Linked DNA regions of Homo sapiens: region 1 is linked to region 2. A link is an interaction called in ENCODE POLR2A ChIA-PET data of the cell type or tissue named here. Cell type or tissue: OCI-LY7. All regions are shown on one strand.

Region 1 (8,000 bases), 400 kb before region 2:
GGATTAGAAAAGACAAAACTCTGTTCAGTGTTTCTGACAAAGTAGAAAGGGTGAAAACATAAATAAGGCTTTAATTTGGCAAAATATAATACAATGCCTTTTTTATCCTCAAATGAACAGTTTCCCAATTACTTCACTCTGTAAAAGATCAGAAAGAATGAATTTCACTTTAAAACAAAGCAACAGAAGGCAATCAGAAGACATTTGTCAAACACCAAAAGTACATATTCCATTTGATCTAGCATGGCCCTTTCAAATAGACTCAAAGCAATTCACACTAATGGTAATCAAACTGAGAAAAATCTCAGGATTCAAAGGAAACAAGCTTTTAGGTAGATACTTTTAAATGTGAGCCAAATTCTGTTAGAAAACATTTAAAACAACAACACTGGTAATCCATTTTTATTAGTCCTACTCAAGAGAATGTAAAGCTAAAGTGAGTGAGTAGCACTGAAAAGGGGTTGAATACAACCTTACCCCAGTGAATAAATAATTTAAAAGAGCAGAAATAGATTTTTTTTTTTTTTTTTAGGTCATATGAAGTTTTCTAAGTCAGATAAGATGACTAAAGAAATTAAACTTCAAAAGCCATTAGAGAGACTAAGAGGACTTAACAAAACACAACATGTTAAATTTTGCCTTGGATTCTGGTTTGGGGAAAATAGTTAAAAAGCTATTTTGGGTACAATTGACAAAATGTGAATAAACGTTTAATATTGGATAGTACATAACTACTATTTTGTCTTTTTGGTTGTAATAATGGTACCACTGATTGGTAAAACAATGTCTTGTTTTCGGAGATGTGTGCTAAAGTACTTAGAGATAAAATGTCATAATGACTAAAAGTTACTTTCAATTAGTTTAACAACAAAATATGTAGACATATAGAAAGAGATGAAGCAGGTGGAGGGTTTACGGGTGTTGTACTATTCTTTCAACTTTATGTGTTGAAATAAAAAGTTTAGAGGAAAGAAGCAATTGGAAAATTAAAAAGCAAAGTTATCACTGGCTATTAACAGTTGATCGGAAAGTCTAAAAAGATCACTAGTACATTAAACTCTAAAGTGCTATGTAAACACAGAAAATGAAAACCTGATCCATATGATAGCTAAGGTTCAGTGTAGAAATAAGATAAGTTTTTCTCCAGAGCATTAACTCTTGTACTTCAGGAGCCCTACAAAAGGACTTTTTCTTTCAGAAACACTTAAGAATCTATTTGTTAAAGGGAGTACAGAGAGTACACACAGAGCTTCACCTCCATTTCTTCTGGATACTACTGTAAGCCTCTCCAATACGCTACTGACAAACCAAATATCAACTTTAGGAAAAAGTCAGAATTGATTGACAAAACTTCTAAGAGGCTGGCCAAAAAAAAATAAAAAGACAAAATGAGGAGAAAAGAAAACAGTGACAAAAGGGATCAGTGAACACAGTGCCTGAATTAGGGAGAAGAAAAGCACTGATTAAGAACACAAGCCCTGTACCCAAATTACCTTGATTTAAACCCCAGCTCGCCCATTTATTAGCCGTATGACCTTGGACAAGTTATAGAATCTCTTTGGGTCTGTTGTAACATGGTAATAATAATACCTACCTACCTAACACACAGGGTGGTTGTGAAGATTAAAGGAGTTGCCACATGTTGGAAGCATGCTTATGCTAACAGGCATACTCATGAAGTATCAGCTATTTAAATTATCATCCTCCCTCAACAGGATTCTATAAACTGGTTCCAAGATAAGGTAACCTGGGATAATAAAGTTTTCTGATTTGGTTAGAAATACACCTAGAAAACTTAGAAACCAGGCAAATGTGAAACATAAAGAGTAGATATCTGGGAACAAAAAAGTATATTATAAAATGCCAATACTGTCAATTCATATAAAAGGCATCTTAATCAATCTCCCACTCCCCACAAATGGAAAGCGGAGGATGGTACCCTTTTCTTTTTTTGATGGGGGGAGGAAAAATAGGTAATGGGGAAAAAAATTTCCAAAAGAAAAGTTTTCACAAATTAAAGATATCAGTTAAATACACCTACCCCTACAGCTCTAAGAAACGCTAAGTACTATGTATCAGGATTTAGAAAAACTACATCAATGCATATTATTTCTTGCATATTTGTTTTTAAAAACAACTCTCCCTTTATTGAATATGTGCAGCATTATCATAAACAATTCATAAGTACTTGTGTATATTTTTAAAGGTTTCTTGACATTAGATATATTAAGCTATTACCTACATTCTAATGATTGAGAAATGTGTATTTTCAATGTAATCATCTCGTGTCAGTTTAAATAGAGTATACAGGAGGGAGAATATATGTAGCAAAAATGATAGCTAAGGATAAAAACCTGAGGGTAACACAAACATTTAACGGGTATAAAGAAGAGCTACGGGAACCAAAACATAAGTACACAAGGAAGAATTATCAATGTCAATGCCAGGTAGAGCCTAAGGAATGAAGAAGTTCGAGAGTGCCTGGTGGGCCTCTATTTTCATAACAATCCAGCCTATCATTCATGATATAATACTGTCAACCACCCACTTGCCAAACTTGGACTTATGTTTATCAGCTGACAAAAGAATGTTGTGCTATCAGTTAGGAGGGGAGCTGCCTGCCAACTGCGTTGTGAGGGTATACAGACATATTTTAATAAATTACTATAATTCTGCAAATCAAAAAGAAAAAGTGTTATTATCAATGATTCATATGTCTCAAGTGTAATACAATTAAAACAAATGTGGCAATGGACAAGCCAAAAATAGTTCACAAGACTTAAAATGAGCAGACTATGTATTTAGGAAGAAAAGGAAAATATTAAAGAACATCTATGAGATGCTAAAGAGAGAATATCGCTTAGGTCGAAAGGCAAGGGGTAATAGGCAATCTTTTAATTGTTTAAGCTCTCTAGAAATGAAACCCTTCCCTTATAAGACAAAGGTCTAATGTCAGCATTTTTGACATATTTCATTAAGTACTTTCAGTATCTGATCACATGCAAAAGAAGGGCCTATATTGGATCTAGCAATTAGGGATCATTAATGATTTTTGCAAAAATGATTTCATTGAAATAGCAGGAAGAAAAGCCATTCTAGAGTGTATAAAGTAATCAATAACAATAAATAAGTAGATAGAGAGTATTTTCTTAAGAATACTAAATAGTAAAAAAGTAAAAAAATAAGGGTGGTAACCTGAAGGAAGTACAAGGTTAAAATAAGCCATCTGAGCATGTTTTCAAGACTGAACAGAGGGAGCCAGTGGAAAGAATAAGGCTGAAGTCCTGGGAAGAAGCGATGGAAGTTTCCCTAGGAAGCAAGGTTATTTCCTAATTTGGAAAAGCGAGGAAATGTGGCAGAATTTTTACATTGGGAAACTGGAGAAGTCAGCTTACCAAGGATAAAAGATTTGAGCTGAGGCTTAATTACTTTTGTTGATATGTTGAAGAATGAGCTGGGCTTATTATATGGAAAGTCATGTTAGAGATAACTGACCTGAATTAGCATTTTGAAGGAGAGCATGTGTCAAGGTAGGCCAGAGGATGATCACTCTAAAGTGAGACAAAACGCTCCTGTAAGATCAAAATGGAAGTCCATCCCAACTTTTCCAGGATACCTAAGCTCTCCCTGAGGCCTTGTATAGCCCAACACAGTATTATCAGGGGTTCTGAAAGGGATAATTCAGTGATGAGTTGCCCCTCAGGGTCTCCAGGATATCATGATTGTTTTAGAGAAAATATCTTCAAAAGAAGAATATCTGAAGTATTCAGTGCATATCTGAATACTCTAATTACACTCTAGGCAGTGTGACTTAAGTTATTCATAAAACAGGTAAAATCCAGGTAGCAACAGAAAAAAAAAAAAAAACCCTACAACCAGAAAAACAAAAACTGCATTCACCGGCTGGAATACAAGTCATTTTAAAATGCTACCAAATCTGAGCCTTCCAAGGTAATATAGACAATAAAAGCTCATAACATGACTTGGTTAATTATGGGTTTAGCTATCCTCAAGTAAAAATCTCACTTCAGGAGCTAATGAACGAATTTCTTAGATTACCTAACAAAAGCAAACTTGAATAAAAACCAGCTTTCAATTTTAAGACACTGTGATGACCTTACTTCCAGTTTAGCAACCTTACCTCAGTTAAAATGTTATGGTCATTTTATTTTGGGAGGGAGGAAAGGAGGAAGGAAGGGAGGGGGGAGAAAAGGTCACAGATACTTACTCTAAACTAAGAACAGAATAAATTAACGAAGCCGTTGCAGGTATTAAGGCAACACACAAAAACCCAGGCAGCCAAGTTACAAGAGAGTCTGTTTGATACAAAGGTCAAAGGAGGCACAGATAACCCCTCCAAGCTACAAGACCTTCAAGATATGCACAAAATAGAACTAAAGCTCCAAGAAAGCTTAAGGCTGTCATCTGGAAGTTCTGAGAGATAAAGAAGGAATATTTCCTCTAGTGAAGTGAGTTTATTTATGTAAATACACATTACACAGACACATAACATCAATTACCCATAGACAGCAATATTTCAGTTGTCCTTACCTAACACCTGGTAGTGCTCTTTCTCCTTTGTGAGCTGTTGGTTTACCGCCTGAAGCAACTGCTGTAACTGTGTTACAGTCTGATTTAGACTTACAGACATTGTCTCCTTCTCAGAAGACTCCTAAAAAGAAGATGGAAGTGATGATAAACTCCATACACAAGGAAAAGAAATGTAAAACCAAACAACAGAAAATGTTATATTGCTGATTTAAACACAAACATTAAAAAATCTGAACAATGACATGAAAATCAACAATAACAAAAACCACATAGAGAAATACTGTTTGCTAACTAGTGGTGCAAACTAGTTGGCACCAAAGAAAACTATGTTATAAATGTTGTCACTTGGACACAAAAGGAAAAAAAATCTAGAATCTATGAATATCAGAAATATATCCATTTTTTCTTTCAGAAAAAGAAAATTTGCCCCGCAAAAGAAAGTACATTCCAAACAGTAAAAAAAGTTAACATATACTGAGCTCTTAGTAAGTAAGTGCCAGGCACTGTTGTAAGTACCACCTACTATTTTAAGTGTTTTATGTATTAACTCATTTACTTCTTTCAAAAACCCTACAGGATAGGTACTATTATCATTGCCTTTTACAGATGGGGCAACTAAAGCACAAAGTGGCTAAAGATCTGCCCAAATTCACATGGCTACTAAGTGGCAGAGCCAGGATTCAAACATAGGCAGTCTAGCTCCAGAGTCTATACTCTAGGCCAGCAATACCCAACCGTTTTGGCACCAGGGACCAGTTTTGTGGAAGACAATTTTTCCACAGATGGGTGAGTGCGGGGATGGTTTCAGGATGAAACTGTTCCACCTCAGATCATCAGGCATTAGATTCTCATAAGGAGCATGCAGTTCACAATAGGGTTTGCACTCCTATGAGAATCTAATGCTGCCACTGATCTGACAGGAGGCAGAGCTCAGGCGGCAATGGTCATTCACCCACCACTCATCTCCTGCTGTGTGGCCTGGTTCCTAAAAAGCCATTGACTGGTACCTGTCCACAGTCCAGGAATTGGGGACCCCCGCTCCATACCTCTCAACACAACCCTTAAAATTAACATACCTCAATAAGCAAAAATGAGATCAAACATCAATGAAAACACTACATTTTAGGGACAGGATATTTTCAAGAAAGATGACTTTCGGAGATGGACCTTATACATTTTTGTTCTTTACACAGGTCACAAGGTAACTAGCTCAGAGATCTGGGGATGAAGAAAATACATACCGTTTCTGGGGAAACATCACTATTTTCAATAACAGTAGTGTCTCCAGCAGCTTTTACTATTTTTGACTGGATAAGCTCCAGTGACTGTTGAGCCTATAAGGAAAACAATATGGTAGCTACTAAGTAATACAGTTGATAAATACATAAAAAATGAATAATTTTATTCATTTTGTAGAAGATAAAAGCTCCTCTCAAAAGACGACACAGGTTTTTCCCTCCAAAATGAAAATAGCTTCACCCCCCACCAGATTATAAGAACATATGTTCACTGTTTTTAAAAGCTTAAGTAATGCAGAAACTATACAAAGAAATTTAAAAACAGAAATAACCATAGTTGATATTTAGGTTAGTATTAGTCTAGATTACAGGTTAGTCAAATCTGGCCCAAAGCCTGTTTTTGTACAGAATACAAGCTAAGAATATTTTTTACTTTTTAAAGGGCCATGTTGCTGGGCGCGGTGGCTCACGCCTGTAATCCTAGCACTTTGGGAGGCCAAGGCGGGCGGATCACCTGAGGTCGGGAGTTCGAGACCAGCCTGACCAACATGGAGAAACCCCATCTCTACTAAAAATACAAAATTAGCCAGGTGTGGTGGCACATGCCTGTAATCCCAGCTACTAGGGAGGCTGAGGAAGGAGAATCAACTGAACCTGGGAGGCGGAGGTTGCAGTGAGCCAAGATGGTGCCATTGCACTCCAGCCTGGGCAATAAGAGCAAAACTCCATCTCAAAAAATATATAATAAAATAAAGGGTTATGTTAAAAAGGAGACAAAAATATTCTAAAGAGATCATATGTGACCCACAAACCCTAAAAAAGCTTTGGGATTTGTCCACCCCTAGTTTAGATCCCTCTCTACATATTATGTGCTTATAGAAAATATTACATAAGTGAGCTTTAACATACATACTGCTTTATACTTACCTATTTTACAAAGTATGTTATTAACTTTTTTTTTTTTTTTTTTTTTTAGACAGTCTTTCTCTGTCACCCAGGCTAGAGTGCAGTAGCGTAATCTCGGCTCACTGCAACCTCTGCCTCCCGGATTCAAGCAATTCTTCTGCCTCAGCCTCCTGAGTAGCTGAGACTGCAGGTGCGCACCACCACACCCGGCTAATTTTTGTATTTTTAGTAGAGACGGGGGTTTCACCATGTTGGCCAGGCTGGTCTTGAACTCCTGACCTCAGGTGATCCGCCCACCTTGGCCTCCCAAAGTACTGGGATTACAGGCGTGAGCCACCATGCCCAGCCGTTATAAACTTTTTTTAGTCAAATATTTATGTGCTTTTCCAATCAAATGTTGCACAATATTTCTACTGTATAGGTATGGGGCAGTTAACTGTCACCTATCATTGCCATCTTAGCTACTGTAAATAAGATGGTATATCTATTATATAACTTTGAGCACCAGTTTGGTATTTTTAAAGTACTTTCTAAGAAACTACATTGCTAGGCTAAATTCCATGTTTATATTTTGATCCAGAGGTCAAAAATTAAAATCACGTATCAAAGTAAACTGACTGCTCAACCACAACAGTGTATTAAGCATCAAAGTTTGTCCTCTAAAACAGACCCAAATTCACATTCTGTCTACACTAAAATAACCTGACAACACTTGTGGATTCCTAGACTTTTACATAACAATTATAAACTATAAGCATATAGAATCAAAAAAAAATTTCTTTCAACTCTTTAAAAGGAGTATTATTTTTTAAAATGAGATAACTTTTAAAATCTATTAGAATATCAAATATTTAAATGTTAGACAGTATCTAATATTGGTGAGGGTATAGGGAAATACATGTTCTCATACCATGTTGAGAGGAGTATAAATTACTACTGTTGGGTTTCTGGGATTCCATTTTATACTATCAAAATTTAAGTGCGTACCTCTTGTTCTTGCAATTCCAAAAAGTGACACTTGTTTTGCTAATGATGATATATCCATAAACACTATCATAGCTCTAAAACAGCTTTGATATAAGAATATGTGAATTCTACTATTAAAAATAGATCTCAAAACAGAATTACAAATAACCTGTCAAACCAATGCAAAGAAATGCAGTCCTAAAAATCATTCATTTGCATTGAGATTAGGAAAAATATATTTGTATGAAGAAATAAATGAAGGAAAAACATCTAAAAAAAATAGAAATTTATATCTTTGTTTTATCCAAAAGACCAAGAGAAACATACTTTGTAAATGAA
Region 2 (8,000 bases):
TCGCTTGAACCCGGGAGGCGGAGATTGCAGAGAGCCGAGATCGTGCCACTGCACTCCAGCCTGGCAACAGAATAAGACTCTGTATCAAAAAAAAAAAAAAAAAAAAAAAAGCTAAATTTAAAAATGAAACTTACTGGAATAAACAATTCATTTCAAAAAAACGTAAAGCTACAAATTTACATAGCCCAGCTATGTCCTTTCTAAAGATAAGGAAAAGCTAAGCCTTCGATATGTGCCTACAATTCAGGGATAATATATGAAGCTTAGAATTTATTAGGGGAGATAAGGCTCATTACACGTGAAACAAAGAGCAACAAGCAACAGTATACAATGAAATGCCAACGTGCTGAGTGGCTAAGTACTCAATATACACCATAGAAATTTGGGAAATGGTAAGGATGTTACAGAGGGATTGGTGAGTCCAACAAGGTTTTATGGGAATAGACTTCGTAAAACAGATGTAATATTTGGAGAAATGAAAGGAGAAAGCAAGGCTGAGGAAACTGCCTGAATACCAGGTTTATTGCAGGGAGTCCCAGAAAATGAAGAGGAAGGGTGGGACTATCTTATGACGTCTAAACCTAGAGCAGGTTCTCATTTGGAGAGTAACATCATCCCGCTGGAATTTTTGTCCAACTAACCTGCCAACTGTGTATAAGATTGAAGGGGGCAAATATGGAATTATAAAAAAACGTCATAGAGACAATTACAGAAATCTAAATTCACAATGATCATTGGTCTAGATCTGTCCTATCCAATACAGCAGCCACTAACCACATGTGGCCTTTGGCACCTGAAATATTAGTAGTCTGAACTGAGATGTGCTTTTTTTTTTTTTTTTTTTTTAAGGAGTCGGGTCTCACTCTGTCATCCAGGCTGGAGTCCAGTGGCACGATCATAGCTCACCATAACCTAAAACTCCTGTGTTCAAGAGATTCTCCTGCCTCAGCCTCCCAAGCAGCTAGGACTACAGGCATGGGCTACCATGCCCAAAGGGATATGCTTTAAGTCTAAAATGCACACCAGACTGTAAACTATTTCAGTAATTTTTATATTGATTTCAATGTGAAATCATGTTCTGGATATATTGTGTTAACGTATTTTTTAAATATTTTTCACCTGTTTCTTTTTCCTTTTTTAATGTGGCTAACTAGAAAATGGTAAATTACATACATACAAGGTTCATATTATAGTCATCCCTCAGTATCCATGGCGGATTGGTTCCAGGACCTCCCTTGGACACCAAACTCCATGGATGCTCAAGTTCCTGATATATGGCTGGGCGTGGTGGTTCACGCCTGTAATCCCAGCACTTCGGAAGGCTGAGGCGGGAGGATCACGAGGTCAGGAGATCGAGACCATCCTGGCTAACATGGTGAAACCCCGTCTCTACTAAAAATACAAAAAATTAGCCGGGCGAGGTGGCGGGCACCTGTAGTCCCAGCTACTTGGGAGGCTGAGGCAGGAGAATGGTGTGAACCTGGGAGGCGGAGCTTGCAGTGAACCAAGATCGCGCCACTGCACTCCAGCCTGGGTGACAGAGTGAGACTCCATCTCAAAAAAAAAAAAAAAAAGTTCCTGATATAAAATGGTGTAGTATTTGCATATAACCTACGCACATTCTACCGCATACTTTAAACAAACTCTAGATTACTTAAAATACCTAATACAATGTAAACGCTATGTAAAGAGTTATGCTGTACTGTCATGACAAGAAAAAAATAATCTGTACACGTTCAATACAGATGTAATTTTTTTTCCTCAGGTATTTTCCATCTGAGGTTGGTTGGATCCATGGATGATAAACCCACAGATAGAGGGCTATTTCTACTCAACAGCGCTGCTCTACATAGTTATCTCAACTTTTCTGGTTCTCCCATTCCCATTTTTTAAAACATTTTTAACATGTACCCACAAATATGATGTGATATATATACATGTATGTACATATATCATGTACTAATATATTTTACATACATATAAAATGTATATAAATACTAGTAGGATGAGAAGAATAAACAGAAGTTTCAATATTTTTCTTTCCACAATCCAATGGACTAATCCACACACTACCACACTGGAGGTTTAAGATATTATCAAAGAGACTAAACACAAAAAGGCAAATGCAAATGAAAGTTTCACTAAAACTTAATGACTGGTTGACCATGGAGGTAAAGGGAGAGGATGGACATAATGCTATTTGCTACTCAGTATCTACTGGCTCTTTATTTAGGGGCACTTAGCAAATTCTTCCAGATCCTGCCATCCACTGCTTCTTGATTTTCCCTTGGAAATCCACTTCCTCTCCCATGATGCTGGTTAGGAGGGAATGACCCCCAGCTCCAGAGGTAGGCCCAGGCTGGCTAAACTAATTAGCAAATCCTATTTCTCTTGCCTTAATGGTTCATTCAGAAATGACAACATAACCCAAAGTCAATGAGACACAAGAATACATTTCTTGAACTTCTAGGAAGAGAAACTCTTCTAGCAGTGGTTCTTAAGCTGAGGTTCACACATACTCCAAGGGTTTATATATAGAATTCAGGGTGTCGTTAAACTGAGAAAAACAAATTACATCTTTACTTTAACCTCTAACTGAAATTTAGCATTTCCTTTCACTGTGAATTCAGCCAAAACACCACAATAGTATTATATTAGCAATATCTGTTCATTTTGTCACCAGTAGAAATCACAGTTTATTTATTTTCCTATCACATGATCTTTCGTTACAGATACCTCCAAATAGTAATAATACTCATCACCACTTGGAAATTATTAGACCCCACTAAATATATTTTTTCCTTTTTTTTTTTTTTTGACGGAGTCTCGCTTATGTCGCCCAGGCTGGAGTGCAGTGGCATGACCTCAGCTCACTGCAGCCTCCGTCTCCCGGGTTCAAGCAATTCTCTGCCTCAGCCTACCAAGTAGCTGGGATTACAGGCACCCACCACCATGCCCAGCTAATTTTTGTATTTTTAGTAGATGGGGTTTCACCATCTTGACCAGGCTGGTCTCCTGACCTCGTGATCCACCCACCTCGGCCTCCTAAAGTGCTGGGATTACAGGCGTGAGCCACCACGCCCGGCCTTCACTAAATCTCTTTAATAAAGAAACAGGGTGGGCATGGTGGCTCACGCCTATAATCCCAGCATTTTGGGAGGCCAAGGCAGGAGGATGGCTTGAGCCCAGGAACTCGAGACTAGCCTGGGCAACATGGCGAGACCTCATCTCTACAAAAAATTTAAAAATTAGCTGCGTGTGGTGGTGCGCACCTGTGGTCCCAGCTACTCAGAAGGCTGAGGTGAGAAGATCACTTGAGCCTAGGAGGTTCAGCTGCAGTGAGCCTTGTTAGCACCACTGTACTCCAGCCTAGGCAACAGATCAAGCACCTGTCTCAAAAAAAGAAACAGGTATTACCAACAATTTTTTAAAATACTTTTATAACTACATTTTAATGTAACTAGTTTTCTTTGTACAGTAGTCCTATGTATTTTCCTCTGGACTTGATAGCATGAGGTTGTAGGGCTTGAGCTGCAACAAACATGTGAACACAAAGGGACCAAAACCACGGAAGCTGAGCTCATTAAATAAAGGAAGAGAAAGATTAAGTCTGATCACACAAGTATAACTGAATCAAGCCTCAACTTTGGACTTTTTAATATTGTGAGCCAGTGAATTTGAGTTGGTTTTCTGTTACATCTGCATTAAAAAAATCTAAATGATACAGTTTTCAATAGTTTCTACCTCAGAAAACTGGAACAATACCCATCCCTTTGGACTGAAAAAGGAAACTTAGAAAAAGCTTAACTTCGTCACAGTGAGGGAATCTGGGGAAAATGAGTTCAGTTCCTCACAAACTGAATGTACTGCAGACTCAATAATGCAATAAAGCTCTCACATGCACTTCCTGTTTTACATATAGGCAATGCTAAGGTTTCACATATGACCTAAGTATGGGCAAGCAGACATACCTGCATAAGATACAGAGAACAGAAACAACAGTCCTACCCAAGGAAGTTAAACTTCTGGTAGCGGCTTTCTGATTCAACGACATGGTTCTCGGTGCTGCGGTGGCAGTAGCCCCCTTGGCAGGCAAGCTCTGCAGTGTCATTCAGGGGTTTGTTTCTAGAAGTTCAGACTAATCTGTTGATTCAGCCCGCTCAAAGTTTACATATCTTTCTCTCAATAAATCCTGTTTGCTACAACTACTTAAAGCAAATGATCTTGCTACAGGATCCTGAATAAGCCAAAGTAAAAAGGGATATACAAAAGAAGCATCTTCCTAGTAGTCAGAAACCCAACAAGAGTTAACAGTTTATGAATAAAAATGTAGGCACGACTTGGATAGAATTATAACTGAGAAGCCCTAATTCAAGATCCACTCCTAAGAAACTTGCGTCCTCTGAATTCATGTAACATTTACTTATCTCTCTTCAGATACCTAATTACAACCCAGACTAAGCCCGTGGTACATGCCAGTTACTCAGAAGGCTGAGGATCACTTGAGCCCAAAAGTTCAAGGCTGCAGTACACTATAATTGGGCCTTTGAACAGCCACTGCACTCCAAACTGGGCAAGATCTAGTCTCTTTAAAAAATAATAATAAAAAAAAAAGCAGCCAGGCATGGTGGCACACACCTGTAGACCCAACTACTCAAGAGGCTGAGGAAGGAGGACGGCTTGAGCCCAGGAGCTCAATGTTACAGTGAGCTATGAATTGCACCACTGTACTTCAGTCTGGGCAACAAAGCGAGACTGTCTCAAAAAACAAAACAAAACAAAAAATTAAATCATATAGCAAGGGCTATGTTCTTCATTTCTTTATACTCTGAACACCAAGCACAATGCGACCCTAATGTACTTCTAACAAAGTAGACCATTTGAACAAGTAGTTTCAGAAGGAACTAGTAGAAATATGATTGCAGGAGATTAAACAGCTAATGAAATTAACCTAGAAGGTGCAGGAAGGAACTTTTTGTGGTGATGAAAATGTTCTATATCTTGACAGGGATATGGATTACACAGATGTATGAACTTGTTCAAACTAAGGGAATGGTATACATAAGATTTGTACATTTTACTATATACAAGTTTTGCCTAAAAACTGTAATGCCCAACCTTGTTTTATCCTTATTCACCTGGCCTTGTTTCTCCCTTAGCTAAGAGAACCAGACAAACTCCATCTTGGCTTTCACTGGCAGCCCCTTCCCTCAAGGACTTTACTTGTGCAAGCTGACTCCCAGCACATCCAAGAATGCAATTAACTGATAAGATACTGTGGGAAGCTATATCCGCAGTCCCCAAGAATTCGTCTGATTGATAATGCCCAAAGCCCCGAATCTATCACCTTGTAATAGTCTTAAAGCCCCTGCACCTGGAACTGTTTACTTTCCTGTAACCATTTATCCTTTTAATTTTTTTGACTACTTAACTTCTGTAAAATTGTTTTAACTAGACCCCCCCGCTTCCTCAACCAAGATATAAAAGTTAATCAAGCCCCTTCCTCGGGGCCGAGAGAATTTTGAGCGTTAGCCGTCTCTCGGTCGCCGGCTAATAAAGGACTCTTAATTCGTCTCAAAGTGTGGCATTTTTCTAACTCGCTCAGGCACAACAAAACAAGTAAACAAATAGTTAATAATAGGCATGGGGAAATGTCTAGGTGTAAAGTATACTTTGAAATACAACAAAAACAAAAGGATTGATGAATGGATAGACCGATAGATAGGCAATAAAGCAAATACACCAAAATATGACTAACAATATAGGGGTGGTGGGTATTTAGGTATGCAATGTACAAACAATTCTTTCCACTTTTCTGTAATGAATGAAATGTTTCACTATGAAATCTTCCAGAAAGAAAGCAAACACTGGAAATGAAGGCTGTGAGAGGCTTGCGTATTTCCCAAGTTCATCAATTAAAGGACTGACTTTAAAGGAAAAGAAGGTATATGCATGCCTGAGAGTGGAAAGAAAAGGAGAAAAGGTATTCGGGTTGTCCCTCTTTTCTATGCTTCTAATTTTAGATTGCCTAGATAGACTAGTTCTGGCCTTGAGCACTTGTTCTTGCCTCTAAGGAAGCCCGAACTCACCAAGTTCCATTCATTCTAGCACAATCTCAATCTGTGGTTATCTAGGCCCTTTGTCTGTCTTGGGCTATGATAAGCTATTCCCTATTCTTTTTAACTGAGTTTCTAATACCTCCTTAAATTGACCTTTAACTAACACCTCTGGCCAATCTAGCATAACATAGTTTATCCTCGTTTTTTTTTTTTTTTTTTGAGACAGAGTCTCGCTCTGTCACCCAGGCTTAAGTGCAGTGGCGCCATCTCGGTTCACTGCAAGCTCTGCCTTCCGGGTTCACACCATTCTCCTGCCTCAGCCTCCCAAGTAGCTGGGACTACAGGTACCCGCCACCACGCCTGGCTAATTTTTTGTATTTTTTTTTTTTTTTAGTAGAGATGGGGTTCCACTGTGTTAGCCAAGATGGTCTCAATCTCCTGACCTCGTGTTCTGCCCGCCTCAGCCTCCCAACGTGCTGGGATCACAGGCATGAGCCACTGCACCCGGCCAATAGTTTATCCTCTTGACCCAACTCTAGCCTCTCACACCCAAGACCCATCATAGCAAGGCAATGTTAAAACAAAGGTTAAGGGTCCTTGCAGCAAGGATATATCATCTCTGTGTCACAGTCCCTATCTGAGTACCTGGCACAGAAATACTCAAAAAAATGTTTGCTGGATGAATGAAATCCATACCTAATAATGCAATAACCACACTTACATAGCACTTAGTTTCATATTTACACCTATACTCTACTGAGGATAGGAAATGTACATGTTAGGTTTCTGAAGCTGAATATTTTAAAATGGATTACTGAGAGCCTCTTCTGTGGAGCATTAACTAGAAGATGGAGGTGGGAATGAAAGGTTGATAAGTTCTTTTAACCAACACTAACAAACAACTACACTGTATTAATGCTCTCCTGGAAAATAAAGTATGTCATCAGCTTCAAAATACCATAAGCATTAACTAAAGGGGAGAAGATAAATTATGCAAAGATAAGAACTGACAGGAATTCAATTTCCAGATGACCTAAATGCATTTCGAGTTAATCTGCTCTTTTTTGTTTTTGTTGCTTCCAAAGGACTGCAGATTATGCACTTGCTGAATTTTGCCTTTGTCACACATGACCTAACAAGGAAGGCATTCATCATACCATAGTAGCTTCCCTCAAGTATCTGGTTCTAAACAGCTGCAAATTTTGGAAGATAACACTAAATGATGTCTCTAAAGATAAGTATGTTTTCTCCCAAACAAATATTAAAACAAGATTAAAGTTACTAGAACATAAAAACTGTCAAATTAAGCTAGCTGAACATAAATTAAGTTTAAAAAATAAAGTAAAAATTTTTAAGAATTTAAATTCTAAATGTTAATAAAATAACTGATCCAATAAACATATCCTGAGGAATTTCTACAATACAGCACTCTCATCTTGACATTTGCTTTTATCCATCAGAAAGATGGATAACGAATGACTGTTTAATTTAGTGCCTTCAAATTATATAAGTGAATAAAATGACTTAAAATAATAAACCAATCTCAAAATTAATTTCCATAAAACCATTTATATGAAGTAAAAGCTGCTTCCCAGACCCAAAACTGGAAAGCATGGGTGAAAAAGATCCTGCCAAAAATAGAAACAGACTGTAAAAATGTTTCACACGAGTTCTGGCTTGTTAGATAATTACACAACACTCACAAGCTGGCTTTTTAAATATCTGTCGTTGTCCCTCAGTCACATCAGTATGCACTATGACATTTATTCTTCACCTATTAACTCATTTTCCATGAGGAAAAATAAAAACTTCCTAACTGCTAAGCAAAATAGAGAGGAAAAATGCACTGCCGAATAGCAGGTATCTCCTTATCAGCTGCAGGTCTTTCAACTCTTATTTAGTCTGACTTTCATCCTTTCCCATTAATACTAGCACACCTGG

Evidence for each region. Peaks named below come from ENCODE experiments on the same cell type or tissue, not always from the same donor. Only the 100,000 strongest peaks of a DNase experiment are listed, where the experiment ranks them.
Region 1: POLR2A ChIA-PET joins it to region 2 with 14 read pairs; 3 of 35 experiments call an interaction of 5 or more read pairs at or near these places.

What each region holds. Positions count from the first base shown.
Region 1 is chr14:55,676,237-55,684,236 of GRCh38, reverse strand. It overlaps KTN1 (kinectin 1), which reads right to left. Exons shown (of 44, transcript NM_001079521.2): 42 at 5,793-5,885; 43 at 4,552-4,672; 44 at 1-138. The coding sequence ends at 134. Among named protein-coding and RNA genes, the nearest start is that of KTN1, 100 kb to the right of the region's middle. In OCI-LY7, no CTCF peak of the experiment used is centred here; no DNase peak of the experiment used is centred here.
Region 2 is chr14:55,274,102-55,282,101 of GRCh38, reverse strand. All of the region lies in intron 1 of FBXO34 (F-box protein 34), which reads right to left. Among named protein-coding and RNA genes, the nearest start is that of FBXO34-AS1, 6.0 kb to the right of the region's middle. RefSeq lists an enhancer at 2,392-2,491. In OCI-LY7, no CTCF peak of the experiment used is centred here; DNase peaks (open chromatin) are centred at 3,941 and 4,681; H3K4me3 peaks cover 1,150 bases; H3K27ac peaks cover 2,046 bases.